Regions from separate parts of the Homo sapiens genome. Here all the other regions are linked to region 3. Evidence: chromatin contacts called from ENCODE Hi-C or POLR2A ChIA-PET data. All regions are on one chromosome and are shown on one strand. The core of a region is the stretch at or near the end of the contact, and the rest is flanking DNA. Distances in the headings are between cores, read along the strand shown.

Region 1 (4,984 bases), core at 164-2,663, 410 kb after region 3:
GCTAGATTTTAACGTCCAGCCTTCCCTCAGCTGAGTGGGGAGGGCATCCCTGCAAAAGGGAACAGAAGAGGCCAAGTCCCCCCAAGCCACGGCCCGGGGTTCAAGGCTAGAGCTGCTGGGGAGGGGCTGCCTGTTTTACTCACCCACCAGCTTCCGCCTCCCCCATCCTGGGCGCCCCTCCTCCAGCTTAGCTGTCAGCTGTCCATCACCTCTCCCCCACTTTCTCATTTGTGCTTTTTTCTCTCGTAATAGAAAAGTGGGGAGCCGCTGGGGAGCCACCCCATTCATCCCCGTATTTCCCCCTCTCATAACTTCTCCCCATCCCAGGAGGAGTTCTCAGGCCTGGGGTGGGGCCCCGGGTGGGTGCGGGGGCGATTCAACCTGTGTGCTGCGAAGGACGAGACTTCCTCTTGAACAGTGTGCTGTTGTAAACATATTTGAAAACTATTACCAATAAAGTTTTGTTTAAAAAAAAAGTGTCGCTGGTGTTCTCGACTTCGATCACCCACCCACACACCCCCAGGGGGTTGGAAAGGGAATTTCGGACCCCAGCGTGCAGGCCGATCAGGTCCTGGCTTGAAGTCCTTGTAACCAGGGTTTAGCTGAAATTCCGGCACTCCTTCGGCCCCGCAGGAGAAACGAGCGTCAAACTGCCCTTTGACCCCAGATTCGGGGTCCCCAAATCTGCGGCGCGCCCCCTCGGCGTCCAGCCCGGGACCGAGAGGGCGCTCTAGGGAGGCGCTGGGGCTGGCGCGCCAGGAGGCCGAGCGGCGGCGGGGGCGGCCCTGGCAGGGGGAGTAGAAGGGGGAGAGGGTGCGCGCCCCCCTTCCCGCATCCTCAGCGCCGGGCCAGGCGCGCCTGAGGGACGCGGGGGCGGCGGCAGCAGGAGGGTCCCCGCAGCACCCTGCGAGCGCGGCAGCCCCGGCCCGCGGGCGGCGAGTTCCCGGTAAGTGCGGTCCCGAGAGCGGAGCGCGCTGGAGAGGCGTGGAGAGGGGGGCTGGGCGCCGGGGACGTCTGGGTCCCGCGCCCAATGGCTGGAGGGCGGCCGAGCGCCGCCCGCCCGCCCTGCCCGCCCCCTCTCCACTCCCCCCGGCACTCCCCTCCCCCTCCCCCGCCCGCCGCTTTCCCCCGCCCCCGCCCCGGGCCAACTCCGCGGCGCCTCCTTAAAAAGCGCGCGGGAGTTGTAAGGGGGGGCCGGAGCGAGCCGGAGTGAGCGAGAGCGCAGGGTAAAGGGGGCGGGCGGGGGGCCCGGGCTCCACCTTAAAAGCGGGCGCGTGGGGGTGGGAGGGAGGAAGGCGGGCGGCGGGGAGGAGGGAGGGAGGGAAGGAAGGGGGGCCGGAGTGTCCCGGGCGCAGGGCGCGCGTGCGGCGGCGGCGGCGGCGGGGAGGGGCCGGCCGCGCCGCGCTCCCCTCCTCCCCCTCGCATCCCCGGCCCCGCGCGCGCCCAGCAGAAGCGGGTCTGTGTGTGCGTGCGTGCGAGTGAGTGAGTGTGTGCATATTTTTTTCTCTCTTTTCTTTCTCTCTCACTGTTTTTTCCTCTCTCTCTCTCTCCCTCTCTCTCTCTTTTTTTTTTTTTTTTTTTTGCAAAGAAACAGCAGCGCCGCCGCCGCTCCGCCGAGGCGCTGCGCCCCCCGGGGGGGGAGGCGGAGGAGGCGGGCAGCGGCGGAGGGAGGGGAGCCGGGGAGGGGGGCGCCGCGCTGGGAGGGAGGCAGCGCGCACGGTGCAGCCGGGCCGGGCGGGAGGCATGGCGGGGCCCCCGGCCCTACCCCCGCCGGAGACGGCGGCGGCCGCCACCACGGCGGCCGCCGCCTCGTCGTCCGCCGCTTCCCCGCACTACCAAGAGTGGATCCTGGACACCATCGACTCGCTGCGCTCGCGCAAGGCGCGGCCGGACCTGGAGCGCATCTGCCGGATGGTGCGGCGGCGGCACGGCCCGGAGCCGGAGCGCACGCGCGCCGAGCTCGAGAAACTGATCCAGCAGCGCGCCGTGCTCCGGGTCAGCTACAAGGGGAGCATCTCGTACCGCAACGCGGCGCGCGTCCAGCCGCCCCGGCGCGGAGCCACCCCGCCGGCCCCGCCGGCGCCGCCACAGCAGCAGCAGCCGCCGCCGCCGCAGCCACAGCCGCCGCCGGAGGGGGGCGCGGTGCGGGCCGGCGGCGCGGCGCGGCCCGTGAGCCTGCGGGAAGTCGTGCGCTACCTCGGGGGCAGCGGCGGCGCCGGCGGTCGCCTAACCCGCGGCCGCGTGCAGGGGCTGCTGGAGGAGGAGGCGGCGGCTCGAGGCCGTCTGGAGCGCACCCGTCTCGGAGCGCTTGCGCTGCCCCGCGGGGACAGGCCCGGACGGGCGCCGCCGGCCGCCAGCGCCCGCCCGTCTCGCAGCAAGGTGAGCGCGCCGGGGAGCGGGGGCGCCGCGCGGTGGGCAGGTGCGGGCGAAGTTGGTGGCGGGGGCGCGAGTCCCGGGAGGAACTGGGTGGCGGGTGGCTGGGGCTTTGCGCGCGTTTCCTGCGGGCTCGGTGCGTGGTGACCTTGGCAAGTGATTGAATCTCCCGGAGCCTCAGTTTCCTCCGCTGTAAACGCGGTTTAATAACAGTAGCGACCCCTTGGGGTTGTTGAGCGAGTTTAGTAAGATTTGGTTGTCGAGGGCTTTAGTTAACACAGAGCCTGGCACGGAGTGAATGCGTAAAAGTTAGTCCGTATTGTTCTTAAAGGTGGAATCGGTTCCTCCTCCCCACCGCCCGGACGCCACAGTCAGGGTCTGGGATTAGAACAGCTACTAATTTTGCATGCTTCTCTCCTCGGCTCCAGAGAGGTGGAGAAGAGCGAGTACTTGAGAAAGAAGAGGAAGAAGATGATGATGAAGATGAAGATGAAGAAGATGATGTGTCAGAGGGCTCTGAAGTGCCCGAGAGTGACCGTCCTGCAGGTGCCCAGCACCACCAGCTTAACGGCGAGCGGGGACCTCAGAGTGCCAAGGAGAGGGTCAAGGAGTGGACCCCCTGCGGACCGCACCAGGGCCAGGATGAAGGGCGGGGGCCAGCCCCGGGCAGCGGCACCCGCCAGGTGTTCTCCATGGCAGCCATGAACAAGGAAGGGGGAACAGGTAAGGATCCCTCTGGGTGGGGAAGAGTGCTAGGTGGAGAGGAACTCAGCCCGAAGACAAAGCCAAAGACAGGTGTTTTTTTCCTTCCCAGCTTCTGTTGCCACCGGGCCAGACTCCCCGTCCCCCGTGCCTTTGCCCCCAGGCAAACCAGCCCTACCTGGGGCCGACGGGACCCCCTTTGGCTGTCCGTAAGTTGGGGTATTGGAGACATGGGGGTGCTGCTCAGGTGTGTGGTACAGCCAGAGAGACATCCGTGTTCACTGGTGTCTGTTTGTTTTGATGCAGTCCCGGGCGCAAAGAGAAGCCATCTGATCCCGTCGAGTGGACCGTGATGGATGTCGTCGAATATTTTACTGAGGCTGGATTCCCGGAGCAGGCGACAGCTTTCCAAGAGCAGGTGAGTTTCCAGCCCAGGACTACACACTGACAGACACAGAGGGCCTCCCTGGGATGTGCCCTGATCCCGGCTCTCTCTGTTCCTGTCCCACCCAGGAAATTGATGGCAAATCTTTGCTGCTCATGCAGCGCACAGATGTGCTCACCGGCCTGTCCATCCGCCTCGGGCCAGCCCTGAAAATCTACGAGCACCACATCAAGGTGCTTCAGCAAGGCCACTTTGAGGATGATGACCCCGATGGCTTCTTAGGCTGAGCGCCCAGCCTCACCCCTGCCCCAGCCCATTCCGGCCCCCATCTCACCCAAGATCCCCCAGAGTCCAGGAGCTGGACGGGGACACCCTCAGCCCTCATAACAGATTCCAAGGAGAGGGCACCCTCTTGTCCTTATCTTTGCCCCTTGTGTCTGTCTCACACACATCTGCTCCTCAGCACGTCGGTGTGGGGAGGGGATTGCTCCTTAAACCCCAGGTGGCTGACCCTCCCCACCCAGTCCAGGACATTTTAGGAAAAAAAAAATGAAATGTGGGGGGCTTCTCATCTCCCCAAGATCCTCTTCCGTTCAGCCAGATGTTTCCTGTATAAATGTTTGGATCTGCCTGTTTATTTTGGTGGGTGGTCTTTCCTCCCTCCCCTACCACCCATGCCCCCCTTCTCAGTCTGCCCCTGGCCTCCAGCCCCTAGGGGACTAGCTGGGTTGGGGTTCCTCGGGCCTTTTCTCTCCTCCCTCTTTTCTTTCTGTTGATTGTCGCTCCAGCTGGCTGTATTGCTTTTTAATATTGCACCGAAGGTTTTTTAAATAAAATTTTAAAAAAAGAAAAAGGGAAAAAAAAGCCACGGAGTCCATTTTATGAATGGGGTGGGGAGAGGGCACTAAAGAGCCTCCTAAGAGAGCCTCAGGTTAGGACAGAATTGTTTGGGGAGGGAGAAAAACAGAAACAATGAATTATAGCTGCCTCACAGCCATGTATAACAATAATTGCTCCAGGAAGGTGGGAATATTTGCTTTTTTTTCTTCTGTAATCTCACCGTGTCCGTGTCCAGAACAGAGCTAGGCACACAGCAGGTGCTCAATTTTTGTTTTTCGTTTAGACAGGTTTCATTCTTTCACCCAGGCTGGAGTGCAGTGGTGCTATCATAGCTCATTGTAGCCTCAAACTCCTGGGCTGAAGTGATCCTCCCACCTCAGCCTCCTGAGTAGCTGGGACTACAGGTGCACTCTGCCATGCCGGGCTAACTTTTAAAAATTTTTGTCCGGGCACAGTGGCTCATGCCTGTAATCCCAGCACTTTGGGAGGCCGAGGTGGGTGGATCATGAGGTCAGGAGTTCAAGATCAGCCTGGCCAAGATGATGAAACCCTGTCTCTACTAAAAATATAAAAAAAAATTAGCTGGGCGTGGTGGTGGGTGCCTGTAATCCTAGCTATTCAGGAGGCTGAGGCAGAGGATTGCTTACACCTGGGAGGCGGAGGGTGCAGTGAGCCAAGATCGTG
Region 2 (4,905 bases), core at 2,403-4,902, 280 kb before region 3:
TGCAGCCTCTGCCTCCCGGGTTCAAGTGATTCTCTTGCTTCAGCCTCCCAAGTAGCTGGGATTACAGGCACCCACCACCATACCCGGCTAATTTTTGTACTTTTAGTACAGACGGGGTTTCACCATGTTGGCCAGGCTGGTCTTGAACTCCTGACCTCAGGTGATCTGCCCACCTCGGCCTCTCTGGGATTACAGGCATGAGCCACCGCGCCCGGCAGCCTTGATTATTTTTTAAAGTCTTCTTGCATATGTTTGTATCCTGAAACCAAATCTTTTATTATCTTTGTATCTCAGCTTTTTTGCAAGGTGGCTTTTTCCTATGGGGCTTTGGAGACTTTTTCAAGATTCTAGTATGGAATCTGTCATGCTGCAATTTAAGATTTTTTTCTCCTGACTTCACTCAGTTTTTAAATTTAAAAAAGGAGTGTGGCTAGGCATGGTGGCATGCACCTGTAACCCCAGCATTTTGGGAGGCTGAGGTGGGCGGATCACTTGAGGGTCAGGAGATCGAGACCAGCCTGGCCAACATGGTGAAACCCCGTCTCTACTAAAAAATTAGCTGGGCGTGGTGGTGTGTGCCTGTAATCCCAGCTTCTAGGGAGGCTGAGGCAGGAGAATTGCTTGAAGCTGGGAGGCGGAGGTTGCAGTGAGCCGAGATCTCGCCACTGCACTCTAGCCTGGGTAACAGGGCAAGATTCCGTCCCCCTCACACACACACAAAAAAAGTGAAAAGTTAGCCAGGCATGGCAACATATGCCTGTAGTCCCAGCTACTTGGTAGGCTGAGGCAGGAGGATCACATAAGCCCAGGACGTGCAGGTTGCCTGAAGCCATAATTGTGCCACCGCCACTGTGCTCCAGCGTGGGCAACAGAGACCCTGTCTCTAAAATAATAACAATAAATTATACTAATATAATTAATAATACCATTATTATTGTTGGTTGGATAATCTTGGGTTGCTTCTTTTTTTTTTTTTTTTTTTTTTGAAACGGAGTCTGGCTCTATCGCCCAGGCTGGAGTGCAATAACGCGATCTCAGCTCACTGCAACCTACATCTCCTGGGCTCAAGCAATTCTCCTGCTTCAGCCTCCCAAGCAGCTGGGATTACAGGTAATCTTGGGTTACTTCTTAGCTGAGCAACCTGGGGCCAGGGGCCCCAAACCCCCAGGTTCCAGTTCCCCTTTTGACAAATGAGGACCATGTTCGCACCCCCCATCATTGCAGAGGTTGTCCAGAAGCTGCAAAATAGGTCAGCAGGACTGAGACTTCTGGACAAAGAGAAGGCGGAGAAACATAGGCAGACACCCCGGCAGGGACCAGATCAGCGAGGCTGAAGGAGGCTTCCTTTAGCTGGGCGGCAGCGGAGTGGAGTGGCAGGAGTACTACTAATTTGCATGGTTTACCATATAGGGCCCCACTCAGCACAGGCTCTGTGCTGGTGCTCTGCAGAGAAAAAGACAAAAGTCACTCAGGGGGCTGACAGCCTAATGCGGCTCGAGGGCAGATGGTTGCTAGGGAAGAAGGGAGATGGTGAGAAGTATTGGAGAGACTCAAGAAAGCCGCCAGGAATGGTGACTCACGCCTGTAATCCCAACGCTTTGGGAGGCTGAGGCGCGTGGATCATTTGAGGACAGGAGTTCGAGACCAGCCTGGCCAACATGGTGAAACCCTGTCTCCACTAAAAATACAAAAATTATCTAGATGCGATGGCAGGTGCCTATAATCCCAGCTACTCGGGAGGCTGAGGCAGGAGAATTGCTTGAACCCGGGAGGCAGAGATTGCAGTGAGACGAGATAGCACCACTGCACTCCGGCTTGGGTGACAGAGCAAGACTTCGTCTCAGAAAAAAGTAATAATAAATAATAATAATAATAATAAAATAAAAATTTAAAAAGAATGTTTCAGGCCGGGCATTGTGGTTCACGCCTGTAATCCCAGCACTTTTGGGATGCCAAGGCAGGCAGATCACTTGAGGCCAGAAGTTCGAGACCAGCCTGACCAACATAGCGAAACTCCATCTCTGCTAGAAATACAAAAATTAGCCAGGCGTGGTGGCTTGCACCTGTAATTCCAGATACTTGGGAGGCTGAGGCAGGAGAATCTCTTGAACCCAGGAGGCAGAGGTTGCTGTGAGCTGAGATCACATCACCACACTCCAGCCTGGGTGACAGAGCGAGACTCTGTCTCAAAATAAATAAATGAATGAACAAATAAATAAAATAAAATAAAAATACAAAAATTAGCCAGGTGTGGTGGTGGGCACCTGTAGTCCGAGCTACTCTGGAGGCTGAGGCAGGAGAATCGCTTGAACCCGGGAGGCGGAGGTTGCAGTGAGTCGAGATGGCGCCACTGTACTCCAACCTGGGCAACACCAGAGTCTGTCTCTAAAATACAGTAAAATAAAATTAAATTAAGAAGAGTCGATGATCACCATGAAGGGGTGTAGGGACAATCCCTGGCATCAGGAAGTGCCACTACCTCCCTGAGATTCTGCAGACGCCAGCTGTCTGACCTGCCCGTCTGATCTGCAGAGAAGGGACGTTGAGCCCTGGGGTTCTAGCTGGAGTTTCTGGCTTTCTGAGAAAAAAAAGGCAAAATCCCTCCAGACCTGGTCTGGCCCTCTCTCCTTCCAGCTTCTGCTGGTGTTCACTCCCCTCCCCCACAGCCCAGGCCACCCCCACAGGAGCCCGGGACAGGAAGGGGTAAATTCTAGGACTGTGGATGTTTGATTATTCCCAGGACAATAGTTCTCTGACTTCAGTCATTAGTGACTTTTTTCTCCATCGCTGCAATCTCCCCCTTTGAACAACTGAACTATATTTTCCTTAGCATTCATCACTTCTGCATCTTGAATTTACTCATGTAACAAGGAGACTTGATTTCGGCATCCTCACTGAAAAACCCTCCTCATTGCCCCAGATAGTAGGGAAACCTAAAAATAAATATAAATATGAGGAACACAAAACCAAGTCCTTGAATTCTGGCTGGATACAGACACCTGCTAAGCCTCAGGGTCACGGAGGCGCTAAAGACATGTTAGTGCCCAGTGGAGACTTTCCCCTGGGCTCATCGCAGGGACTCCAGGGCTGGGCTGCCGGCCTGTGGATCTGAGTCTCAGCTGGGTGAGTCACTTGTGCCTCAGTTTCCTCCTCTGTCAAATGGGAATGACAACATCATTGCAGATGTTTTAAGGAGTAAATGAGTTAATATAGATTAAAAAAAAAAAGCACTTAGGACCAGACCTGGTACAAATTAAGTGCTCCATAAATAATAGCATTTTCTTGGCAGGATAGCGAGATCTCGTCTCTACAAAAAAAAAAAACACTTAAGGAGAAAACTAGCCAGACGTGATGGTGCACAGCTGTAGTCCCAGCTCCTCAGGAGGCTGAGGCAGGAGGATCCCTTGAGCCCTGAAGTTTGAGGCTGCAGTGAGCTGTGATGGTGACCCTGCACTCCAGCCTGGGTGACAGAGTAAGATCTCTTAAAAATATATATAGCGTTTTAAAAAATGATTACGTACCTCAAGAGACAAGCTAATCATATGATTTATCCAGAAAGGAAAGAACCCTCCTATCACATGATTCTCTGTTGATTAACGAAGTGCCCAGGGGCCTCTGAAATATAAGTTTCCCACAGGAGGAAACTGGCTTAGAAAGACCAGAAAGATCCGGGGGGTCTGCTCTGTGCGGTGAAGCTTCTCTTCTTGGCACCTGCCTGGCATCGGAAGAGGGCCCCTTCTCCCTCCCTGGGCTTTTATGTGGACACTGTAATGCCTCAGTTTTCTTTCTTTCTTTTTGTTTTTGACACAGGGTCTCACTCTATCACCCAAGCTGGAGTGCAGTGGCACCATCTTAGCTCACCGCAGCCTCAAACTCCCCAGCTCGGGTGATTCTTCCTGCCTCAGCCTCCTGAGTAGTAGCAGCTGGGACCACAGACGTCTGCCACCAAGCCCAGGTAATTTTTTTTCTTTTTGAAGAAACAGAGCTTTGCCATGTTGCCCAGGCTGGTCTCAAACTCCTGAGCTCAAGCGATCCTCCTGCCTCGGCCTCCCAGAGTGCTGGGATCACAGGTGTGGAGAAATAGGAACGCTTTTACACTGTTGGTGGGAATGTAAATTAGTTCAACCATTGTGGAAGATAGTGTGGTGATTTCTCAAGGATCCAGAACTAGAAATACCATTTGACTCAGCGATCCCATTGCTGGGTATATACCCAAAGGATTATAAATCATGCTACTATAAAGACATATGCACATGTATGTTTATTGCGGTACTATTCACAATAGCAAAGACCTGGAATCAACCCAAATGTCCATCAATGATAGACTGGATTAAGAAAGTGTGGCACATATACACCAGGGAATACTATGCAGCTATAAAAAAGGATGAGTTCATGTCCTTTGCAGGGACACAGATGAAGCTGAAAACCATCATTCTCAGCAAACTAACACAGAAACAGAAAACCAAACACCACATGTTCTCACTCATAGGTGGGAACTGAGCAATGAGAACACCTGGACACAGGGCGGGAAACATCACACACTGGGGCCTGTCGGGGGGTGGGGGCCTGGGGGAGGGATTGCATTAGGAGAAATACCTAATGTAAATGACGAGTTGATAGGTGCAGCAAGCCAACATGGCACATGTATGCCTATGTATCAAACCTGCTCGTTGTGCACATGTACCCTAGAACTTAAAGTCTAAAAAATTTAATTAATTAATTAATTAATTAATTTAAAAAGAAAGAAAGAAACCGAGCTTCGCCATGTTGCCCAGGCTGGTCTCAAACTCCTGAGCTCAAGCGATCCTCCTGCCTCGCCCTCCCAGAGTGCTGGGATCACAGGCGTGAGCCTCTGTACCTGGCCTCAGTTTCCTCATCTGGAAAACAGCAGGGGAAGATACTGCC
Region 3 (4,705 bases), core at 2,130-4,629:
GGCACACAGCACCACACCCATTTTTGTAGAGATGGAGGTCTTGCTATGTTGCCTCGGCTAGTCTCGAACTCCTGCCCTCAAGGGATCCTTTCAGCCTCAGCCTCCAAGTCACTGGGATTAGAGGCTGCAGCCACTGCACTCAGCAAAACAATGATGTTCTAACGCACACAACCTTCCCTTCTGCATGTGTTAGCTGGCATTCAAGGATGGAATTTTTTTCTTTTTTCTGTTTTTTCTTTTTCTTTTTTTTTTTTTTTTTTTGAGACGGAGTCTCGTTCTGTTGCCCAGGCTGGAGGGCAGTGGCGCAATCTCGGCTCACTGCCAGCTCCGCCTCCCGGGTTCACACCATTCTCCTGCCTCAGCCTCCTGAGTAGCTGGGACTACAGGCGCCCACCATCACACCCAGCTAATTTTTGTATTTTTAGTAGAGACGAGGTTTCACCATGTTGGCCAGGCTGGTCTCGAACTCCTGACCTTGTGATCCGCCCGCCTCACCCTCCCAATGTGTTGGGATTACAGGCGTGAGCCATTGCACCCGGCCTCTTTTTTCTTTTAAAGGAACAGAGGTAGCGCTCACATCTAAGCTGCTCACCATTGGACTTCCCAGCCTCAGCTTTTAGGCATTCCTCTTGAGCTATAAAATCGGGAAGGAGGGCTGGGCATGGTGGCTCACACCTGTAATCCCAGCACTTTTGGGAGGCCAAAGAGGGAGGATGGCTTGAGCCCAGGAGTTCAAGACCAGCTCTGTGCAACATGGTGAGACCCTGTCTCTATCAAAAAACAAACAAATGGGCCTGGCACAGTGACTCATGCCTGTAATCCCAGCATTTTGAGAGGATGAGGCAGTTGGATCACTTGAGGCCAGGAGTTCGAGACCGGCCTGGCCAACAGGATGAAACCCTGTCTCTACTAAAAATACAAAACTAGCCAGATGTGGTGGCGGGTGCCTGTAATCCCAGCTAATCAGGAGGTTGAGGCAGGAGAATCGCTTGAACCTGGGAGGTGGAGGTTGCAGTGAGCCGAGATTGCGCCATTGCACTCCAGCCTGGGCAACAAGAGTGGAACTCTGTCTCAAAACAAACAAACAGACAAACAAAGGAATAGACTGCGTGCAGTGGCTCATGCCTGTAATCCCAGCATTTCAGGAGGACGAGGCAGGTGGATCACTTGAGGCCAGGAGTTCGAGACCAGCCTGGCCAACATGGCGAAACCCCGTCTCTTTTAAAAATACAAAAAATTTAGCCGAGCATGATGGCGCACGCTGTAATCCCAGCTACTCAGGAGACTGAGGCGTGAGAATTGCTCGAACCTGAGAAGCGGAGGTTGCAGTAAGCTGAGATTGCACCACTGCACTGCAGCCTGGGTGACAGAGTGAGGCTCCGTCTCAAAAAAACAAACAAACAAACAACAACAACAACAAAAATTAGCCAGGTGTGGTGGTACATGCCTGTGGTCCCAGCTACTCGGTAGGCTAAGATGGGAGGATTACTTGAGCCTAGGAGGTGGAGGTTGCAGTGAGCTGAGATCCTGCCACTGCATTCCAGCCTGGCCAACGGAGCTAGACACTGTCTCAAAAAAAAAAAAAAAAAAATTCAGAAAGGAGGTGCCCAGTGCTGCTCTGTGTCTTGAGCAATCCCACAATCCCATCACCCCTTCTCCGGGCACTTCCTCATCAGGAAACAGGAGCCAGTTGGAGTCTGGCTCAGGACTCTGCAGCCTCAGTCATGCTGTCCCCTGGGCTCAGCATCCCGTCCTCTCCAAGTGTGCAGGGGGCAGCTTAGATGCCAGGCTCAAGCAGGGCAGGCAGCACAGTCCCACAGAGGGTACTGGCCAGCCCAGGCAACTGATTGCTCAGTGGGATGGCAGAGGTCAGCAGAACAGGAAGGGACGGACAATAGCTGTGCCTGTTGCCTGGCCTGCCACAGCAATCTCGGTGTTTGCCAGCTGGGTGGGGCTGGCTAGGCAATCCTCAGCAGCAAAGCTCAAGGTTCCATCTCCCATTTTAGTTTGCCCCTCTGCAGGTCCTGGTGGGACTGATATGCACAACATCTCACCCTGGGAACTGCAAAGAACCAGTCTTTCTATGGAGCTTGAGCAGGGTCTCAGCACTTAGAGGCTTCCAGGAACTACAGTTCCCAGAACACACAGCATTCAGCCCCAGTTGCTGTCCAAGTGGCTGGGTTTGAACTAGAACAAGGAAATCTCACTTGTCCCGGGAACTGAGCGTCCTGGCCTGGTCCAGGTGCATTTGTGACTCTTGTTTCTTGGATCTGTGTCCACCTGATAAATCCCCCTTCCTTATAAACTACATGGTCTATTTGTCCACACAGGTTTGCTGAGAACCTGCCGTGTGGCAGCCTGAGGTGGGAGTGAGGGGTTGACAAGAGAGACTCAGCCTCCACCCTCACAGTCAGATGGAGGAGACAGATCTATGAAAGGCTGGCTGGGTACCTTCTGTGACCTAGCACATAAACAAACCAACAAGCAGATAAACTATCTCACCCTTGTCTTTCATTGCATCTTGCCTTTCCACACTGATTTACTAGCTCCCACGATATTGCAGTATCCTAAAGCGTGCTGTATCTCTCTGTCCGGCTTTTGCACGCTCTGTTACCTCTACCAGGAGCACATTCAGCTTATTCACTGACGCGTCTTCAGAGGTAGGACAGAGTCTGGCACGGAGCAGTCTGGCACATTAAATATTTGATGAGTGAGTGAACGAATGAATGAATGAATGCCTTTGTCCATTGTACAGCCCAGGAAGCAGGGAAACTCGGGACCCTCCCTATTCATCTCGATCCCCCGCCCGCCCCCAGAGATTGAATGCATCTTTTTATCCGCTCCGAGGATGGCCAGGCTGGGGCAGAGGAGGCCGGGCAGGGAACTGGGTTGGGGACTGCCATTGACCCCCACCCAGGTCTCCTAAACTGTCCGCTTTCCTGGACGTCGGAAGTTCGAATCCTTTCCCCGAAACCTGGCCTAGGTCACCTGACTCCCCCGCCCCTCACCACCCAGGGCACCCGAGACTGACACTCAGCCGACAGCACGTGGTTCAGGGGCCCCAGCTTCCTTCCCATTGGCCGCTTGTCTCCTTCCTCCCTCGCGATTGGCCGGGGCCCAGCTGCAGCTCCCCCCCCTCCTCAGCCCTCCGGTGGTACAGCCAGCCGCGGCTTAGGCGGGGCGGAACGGTCCACTGCTTCGCGGCGAGGGGAGGAGTCGGGAAGAGCCGGGCGAGGCGGAGGGATCCCTCTGGAATGTTTCCGTCGGGTCCACCCGAAGCGGAAGACGCGGATTGGCTGCGAGCACCGAGAGGCAGCCGCTGATTGGCCGGCCGCGGGCGTCGGCCCCGCCCCCCAGGCGCCGCTGCGGGAGAGGCCCGGTCTGGAGTTTGCGGAGGGCCGAGCCGGGTGCGCACGGGGAGGCGGAGGCAGCGGCGGCGGCGGCGGCGGCGGCGGCGGCGGCGGAGCAGGTGAGTGGCCTCTGCGAGAAGGATGTGTCTGCTCCGGGGGCCTCGGGGGTCGCGGGCCTGCGAGGATCCGGCCGATCCTGCAGGGTGGGGCCGGCGCCGTGGACGCGACTGGAGGTCTAGGCTGCGCGCGGGGATGCCGGAGGCCCCTTCCCAGGGGAAGCGGGGGTGGGGGGTGGTGGGGGCAGCTCCCTTCCTGCTGGCGGGCAGGGGACAAACGCCTCCCAACGCTGGGCTGGGGTTTCTGGGCTTGCCCCTCCCCCCGTCCCCCGGCTGGACTGTCCCCATCCCAGCGTGGACAGGCGCGGGGTCAGTGTTTCTGACCCTTTCCTGGGCACTTCCCCTGAGCTAACCGCGTCTGAACCCTCCAGGGCCTTGGGGGGGACGCAGTGAGGACCACGGTCTGAATAATAATCGTCATGAAAAACTCCACCTCAGCTAGCATTTATTGGAGAGCTTCCGTGTCAGGCATTTACCATGAGGATAATTGACTCTAAACACCTCATGGGAGGTGCTGTGCCTTCTTGTAAAAAAGGTGAGGCAGCCTACCCAGAGAGGTGGAGTGACTTGCCCAAGGTCACACAGCTAGTAACTGGCACATCTGGGACTGGAACTCATGCCCCAGGGTCCAGAACTGGAGTCACACCCACTAGACTGGATACCAATAACTCCACGGCTCAGTTGTTGCTGAGTAGCTCCGGCCCCCTACCCCTCCCACCCCCTACCCCGTACTCATCATCAGGGCCACACCTGCTGGTCTTTTGCTTTACCAGCCACTCAAACAGGAAGCTGCCCTCCTTTCCCTTCTCCCCAGAGCTGGAGAGGGCAGGTCTAACTACCTGGGTCCAGAGAAGAGAGTGGCGTCTGCAGGGGGCCAGGATGCTGGGGTCTGGGCCCACTGGGTTCCCCCCTGGCAACCTGGGCCGAGGCTGGGAAGTAGGCGTTCTCCCCGGAAACACCCAGGAGCCGGTTTTTCAAGAGTGAATCAGAGGCCTCTTTCCCTCCTTCTCTCCAAAGCAACACTGTGCTGGAACGGGGAGCCTGGGCGTGGTTTCCCCCTTCCCCTAGCTTCTGTGTGCTCCCAGGAACCCCCTTCCCCTCCTCCTGCTGGCCACACTGCTTCTGTGTGGCCGTGGGGTTGCTAAGTTTCAGGCCCTTCCCAGGATGAGGGGGTGAGGATGCTGAAATTCCAGCCCAAACACTCAATATCCGGGCTGAAGTGGCTCTTCATCTCTGTGT
Region 4 (5,376 bases), core at 424-2,923, 330 kb after region 3:
GTCAAGCTTGTGTGCACCCGAGCTGTAGATGCAAAGGAAATGGTGCCTGCTTTCGCCAGCCATGTGGCCTCACTTCAGTGTGCCTCAGTTTTCCCATCTGTAGACAGGGTTCTCAAAAGACGGCCAGTGAGGTGCGTAGCATAGTTGCTGGCCCCTCGTGAGTGCTGGACACTTGGTAGTCGTTGCTTTTGTTGCAGCTCCTTGTAATGCCTCTTGTCAATTACGATTATTGCTGTGGTAATCAAAATTAAAATAACAACGGATAATGACCCAACTTCTCCCGAGGCAGGTGAGATAAAGGGCAGGAAAAATTCCTCGGTCCAGGTGGAAGCCAAAGCAAGTAGACGAGAGGCTCAGGTCAAGCCGCAGGAAAGAAGCTAGGGGAGGAGAGGAGCTGAGAAACCTCCTGGAGCCGAGGCCCTGAGCGTGGTCCAGGGGCTACAACCGACAGAGACCAGGCAGGCTCCAGGGACAGAGGGCAGGACAGTTCAGAGGATGAGTGGCTGCCTGTCTGATGGAAGAGAGATAGCCTGAGCCCTTGGGGAGACAGGAGACACACGCACACACACACACGCGCAGACATGTGTGCACACATACGGGGTGGATGTTGGGGGCAGAGCTAACTCCTGATGCTCCAGAGGAAGGAGGCTGGAGTTAAAGCGGGGACAGGAGGTAGCTAGAGGACAGGGAGGCCAGGCACTCACTTGTCCCCAAAATGTTCACTGAGCATCTCCTGAGTGCCAGGCCCTGGGTGAGGCGCTGGGAAGGGAGGCAGAGGCTGCCCCTGCGGAGCTCCCTGCTGGAACCTTCAGAGAGGGGCCAGGAGAGCCAGTCCCTCCAGTCAGAAGTTCCTGAGGGGCCAGGGATGCAGAGGGGGAGCGGCCTGGGCAGCCACCTGGCCCAGGGCTTCAGAGGCTGGGGGTGACCCCAGTGCTGGTGAGGGTGGGTCAGGGGTGGGTGGCAGGGGGCACGTGATGTGTGGGAACCCTCCCACACAGTGGACAAGCCCGACTAATGCTGGATTTGCTTTGCAGCTGAGCACAGTCTAACCGCGCCCCTTCCTCCCCTAGGTGCCGCCCGTCCGCAGGGCAGCGGGCAGGGCGGAGCTCCCAGCTCCTGGGCCCCCGGGCCCTGGGTGGGTTGAGCAGAGAAGCCGAGCCTCAGACTTGCCCCTGGGGAGCCTGGGAGCGTGTCTGTGCCCCCACTTGCTGTCCCACCCAGTCTGTGTCCCCCACCCCCGCCACCTCTCTGCCTCCGTCTCCCCAACCCTGGCTCTCTCTGGGGCCCGGGTGCAACTGCCCGTCTGCCTGTCGTTCTGTGTCTGGCTCTGCCACCTTCTCTCTGTGTTTGCTTCTTCTGGGTTGTGAGGGCTTGGGGGAAGTCAGCTGGACCTGGGTGAGGCCAGCATAAAGGGGAAGGAGTTCAGCCTGTTTCTTGGCTGAGGGTGGGCCCAGGCCCTGGGAGACACTGAAATCCTTCCCCTGGGGCCCCTGGTTCTAGCAGGAGGGCAGCAGGCAGGGTGGGAAGGGAGCCGAGTGGCTTATCCACCCCACCACTCCCTGGTGCCCCCTCTGACCGGAGCCCACCTCCCAGCTGGGGCTCCCTACTCCCTGCCCCCGCCTTGCACCAAGGGTGCCCCCTCCCACCTGAGGGCTCTGTCTGCCTGCCTGTACCCCCCTACCACCCCTGTGTCTTTCTGTGTCTTCTCCCTCCTGTGTGTGTCCCCCTCGTCCCTCTGACTGTCTCCCCAGCACCCTCTCACCCCACCTGACCACCCCCAGAGGAAGGGACCTGGGGGCGGGGGCCCGAGCTGATGCTACGGAAGGGGTTGGGGAAGCAGGAGCGAGGAAGGAAAGGAAAAGGGGGCGTGTTGCCAGAAAAGAAACGAAAGCAATTTAATCTCTTTTTTTTTCTCTTTTTTTCTTGCACATTTTTTTTTTCAATTTGTTTTCTCTCTCTCTTCCGATGCTTAAAGTAGAAGTGGAGCAGAAAGGTAAACGCACTGTTACCAATGCTAACCCCTAACTCACACTTTGTTCTACCTGTACCATACTTATGTGACCTGCCCTCCCCCGGCCCCTTCTTCTCTCCCCAACCCACACTTGGTCCGGTCGGTATCCCCCACCCTGGGTTGTCCTCCCAGTGGGACCAGCCCTGGTGCGGCCACGGGCATCTCCACCCTCCAGATACCCACGGAAGCTCCTCTCTGAGCTTGGGCAGGATTTTCTCTCTCTCGCTGTTTCTGTCTCTCTCTGTCCCTCCTTCCTGGTCCCTGGCCCTTTCGGGGGACCTGGCCTTTTCTCATACTTCTTTTGCCTCCTTCAGGAGAAGTGTATAAGCATCCAGGGCGGGTGGGGAGGGAGGGACTCCCTTCCCCGGCTCCCCCACTGGGGCACCGGGTGAGCTGTCTCTCTCTCTCTCTCTCTTTCTCTCTCTCTCTCTCTCTGTCTCTCCCCTCTCTCTTCCTCCTTCCCCTGTACCTTTTATAACATGTTTCTGGTTCATGGGAGGCGGGCTGGAGGGGACACCATTGTTTTCCTTTTGGGGAGCAGATTCTCCTATGTCTCGGGCTCCTGGTGGCTTAAGTTCCTTCTGGTTTGATGTTTCCAAGGCCCAGAGCTGTTTTGGAGCATGGAGCACCAGTCCTCCCCACCCCCAACCTGATCCCCATCTCTGACCAGCTGGGGGCCCAGCCCTGGGGAGGGGTGTCAGCTGTCCCCAGCCCTGGGAGGGGGCAGCCTGCCAAAAAATGAAAAAATGAGGGCGAGGGGGCGGGGGCGGGCCTCGTGGTTGGGGGAGCGAAGGGTGGGGGAGCGTGTTCTCTGTTTCTTTCACACTTGCAAAGCTGCAGTCAGGGTTTCTTCTGGGCTGTTGTGGTTAGAGGACCAGGGAGATGGGCGGCGGGCGGCGGGGGCACAGTCTGGGGACTTCCACAGACTCCGTAATTTCTAGCAGAGAACTCCCTAGTGGATGGGGCTGGCCATTACTGGCTGTTATTGGGGGGAGCGGAGGTGCTGCTGCTGAGGGGCTTCTAGGGTGAGATGTTAGGGATGACCATTTCCTCTCCAGAAAGTTTTGGGAAATTTACCCATCTGAGGCCGGCAGCAGCAGGCAGGGCTGGAGGACATGGCCTTTAGGGATCCCTTTTGCCTTGAAATTACAGTGGTCTGTGGAGCATCCCTTCCGAAGGAGGTGGGGCAGGGTCCCTCTGAGCTGCTCCCCTCCCCGTCTTCCCCTCTCCCCCATCTCAGAGAGGCCTGGGCTGCTGGCCCCAGGTCCGCCCCCTCACCACACCCCTCCAGTCTCCTCTCTTTCTCCTGGAGTCTCTCTCCCTCCCAGCACCAGCCACTCTTCTTGCAGGCCCACTGGTTTGGATGCGGCACCACTGGAGATTTTCTCTTCGAGGGCCAGGGCAGGGCGGGTGGGGTGACGGGGCAAGGGAGGGAAGAGGAGGGATTGGGAGTTTGGTGCTGGTGAAGGGTCCTTGCTGTCCAAGGCCCCAGACAGACCCTTCCTCATCTTCTCCCCCTTCCCCTGGGTTGACCTCTAACCACATTTTTCCCCCCTGACACCCTCTGAGCAGGTTAGGCTCTGAGGCCTCCCACCGTCCCCTTCACACAAACACGTCCCCTCAGATGCCACACACCTGGTGGGGGTGGGGACCGGCTTGGGCAGAGGCCAGTGTGCTGGACAGAGTGGGCAGGCCGACCCCTCAGGGCATCAGGGACAGGGGGATGGCCAGTCCCCAGGGCCCAAGCCAGGGTCGTTTTGGCTCCTGCCCAGCTCTATGTCCCAGGCTCCTCTCCCTCTACAAAAACTACATCCTGGCTGCTTTGTGCCAGGGGGCCCCTGAGCCACATTGTTCCCATGCTGTGAAGGGAGTGCTGCCTGTCCCCCTCCCTCCCAAGCCTGCTGGAGGTGGGGAATGAGGACTAGCCCAAGCCCCTCTTGCCACTGGGGCTGCCCCCCAAGCCGGTGCCAGGTCCCAGCCCCCCGATCCCCTCGGGGCCAGCTGCTTTGGTGACATGCCAAGCAAGAGCAGAGAATTCACTGCAAACCCTCCACCCTCGCCCTGTGCCCTCGCCCTGGCCTATGTGTGGGTTCTGCCAGCCAGGAGGTGAGGGAGGCCCGGCCATCCTGGATGGAGGGGCGCACTCTGGGAGGAGGTGGGGTGTCTGGCCACACTGACCCCCGGATCAGTCAAGGGGAGGTTAGGAGTAGGTGGTGCTGGGACGTGACTGGGCAAGGGTGGGCCGGCCAGCAGTGGCCAACGAGATGCAGTTGAGGTTTTCCTCCTTTTCAGGGATTGGGGGGGTGGGGCGGGGCCCCCCACCTTTCTGACATCAGCGCTGCCTTGGTCCCTCTTCCCGAGCCGGGGATGGTCGCAGGTAAATCGGGGTCCGGGCCAGGGGAGGTGGGGGGCCTGGCTGGGGCGGGCTGGGTCTTTATCCTAGCGCCTGGTTCCCTCCCCTGCCCCCTCCGAGCTGGACCTGGGACTGCCCCCCTGAGGGACCCTCAGTCGGGCCTGGGCCTTGGAGTGAATTCTCTGCTCACCCCTCTCTCCTCCGCCAGCACTAACCCTTTCTTCCCAGGTGGTTTGCAGCGCAGCCTCCCACGGAGCCAGGACCTCGCCAAGCCCCATACGCCCTTGTCTCTCTTCCCTCTGCACAGCTCTCCTCTCCCTCCCCAACTCTCCCGGGAGCCCTGTCCCTCTCCATGTCCCCACCCCCACCCCTGTGCACAGTGCCACTGTCTGCTGCTGAGCCAGACCCCATGAGAGACCCTGCCGGCTGGGGGCAGGGCTGGGCGCCCTCCAGGAGGGGCCAGACTCTTTCATTCCCCGTCCTAGCCTGGGAGCTGCCTCTGGGAATCCCTTCCTCGGCTACTGACTTCGTGGGTACTGGGTGGGGGGTGGGGAGCAGGCTGCATCAGGAACCTGGGGAGAGAGTTGAAACCCCTATCCTGGAATAGGGAGACACTCCTGACACCCACAGTGGGTATGGAAACACCACTCTACCTTGCAATTTTTGCAGGAGGAAGAAAGAGGAGTTAAAAAAAAAAACACTGTCCGGGTGTGGTTGGTGAAGGATGGGATCCTGGACCCTAGCTCTTCCCTAAGTGGCAGAGAAGAGGGAGAAGGGGCCGGGTGCTGAGTCCCTGGACCGTCAAAGTCAGGAGTGACTGTAGCGGGGAGATTCTGCCCCCACTTAAATCACACAGGACCACCTCTGGGAGGGCTCTTGCCAAACTCCTCCCCAGCCTGTGGGGTCTCTAGCAGCCAGGGAAGGGAAGAGGGGCACCACTTCCCCTCACTAACCCCGCTCTTAATGGCCTTCAGGGTTCACATTTCCAGGGAGAGGGGCAGCTGGGCAGGGC

Evidence for each region. A loop is a pair of places that touch in the nucleus more often than their neighbours do. ChIA-PET counts read pairs that join two places held with the same protein, here RNA polymerase II (POLR2A). Pooled maps may share reads with other maps.
Region 1: a pooled map shows a loop between it and region 3 (3-fold over the local background). The contact joins the promoter of SAMD1 here to the promoter of GIPC1 in region 3. A Hi-C loop is called at or near these places in 1 of 168 maps with a recorded cell type or tissue (ascending aorta) and 6 of 50 pooled maps. POLR2A ChIA-PET finds 5 or more read pairs at or near these places in 6 of 52 experiments (A673, Caco-2, GM12878 and 3 more).
Region 2: a loop to region 3 is called in a pooled map, with 3 times the contacts of the local background. The contact joins the promoter of ADGRE2 here to the promoter of GIPC1 in region 3. A Hi-C loop is called at or near these places in 1 of 50 pooled maps. POLR2A ChIA-PET finds 5 or more read pairs at or near these places in 2 of 52 experiments (T-cell and WTC11).
Region 4: POLR2A ChIA-PET joins it to region 3 with 10 read pairs in A673. The contact joins the enhancer-like site here to the promoter of GIPC1 in region 3. A Hi-C loop is called at or near these places in 1 of 168 maps with a recorded cell type or tissue (psoas muscle). POLR2A ChIA-PET finds 5 or more read pairs at or near these places in 4 of 52 experiments (A673, H1, activated T-cell and 1 more).

Annotation. Positions count from the first base shown.
Region 1 is chr19:14,087,180-14,092,163 of GRCh38, reverse strand. It overlaps SAMD1 (sterile alpha motif domain containing 1), which reads left to right and starts at 1,413. Exons shown (of 5, transcript NM_138352.3): 1 at 1,413-2,379; 2 at 2,802-3,096; 3 at 3,188-3,284; 4 at 3,382-3,493; 5 at 3,589-4,313. The coding sequence starts at 1,744. The coding sequence ends at 3,747. It overlaps PRKACA (protein kinase cAMP-activated catalytic subunit alpha), which reads left to right. Exons shown (of 10, transcript NM_002730.4): 10 at 1-476. RefSeq lists silencers at 678-1,007, 1,058-1,107, 1,248-1,467, 1,798-2,057, 2,358-2,407 and an enhancer at 3,052-3,561.
Region 2 is chr19:14,777,307-14,782,211 of GRCh38, reverse strand. It overlaps ADGRE2 (adhesion G protein-coupled receptor E2), which reads left to right and starts at 3,652. Exons shown (of 21, transcript NM_013447.4): 1 at 3,652-3,955.
Region 3 is chr19:14,494,801-14,499,505 of GRCh38, reverse strand. GIPC1 (GIPC PDZ domain containing family member 1) reads left to right here and starts at 3,379. Exons shown (of 9, transcript NM_005716.4): 1 at 3,379-3,469. RefSeq lists enhancers at 1,358-1,857, 3,138-4,064 and silencers at 3,046-3,105, 3,246-3,475.
Region 4 is chr19:14,163,633-14,169,008 of GRCh38, reverse strand. The region is part of intron 4 of ADGRL1 (adhesion G protein-coupled receptor L1); the gene reads left to right. ADGRL1-AS1 (ADGRL1 antisense RNA 1) reads right to left here. Exons shown (of 3, transcript NR_045214.1): 3 at 1-232. Among named protein-coding and RNA genes, the nearest start is that of ADGRL1-AS1, 29 kb to the right of the region's middle. RefSeq lists a silencer at 999-1,188 and an enhancer at 1,059-1,558. Within about 2 kb of position 1,673, at least 7 of the 41 ENCODE cell types and tissues checked have a DNase peak (open chromatin) inside an H3K27ac peak, as active enhancers do.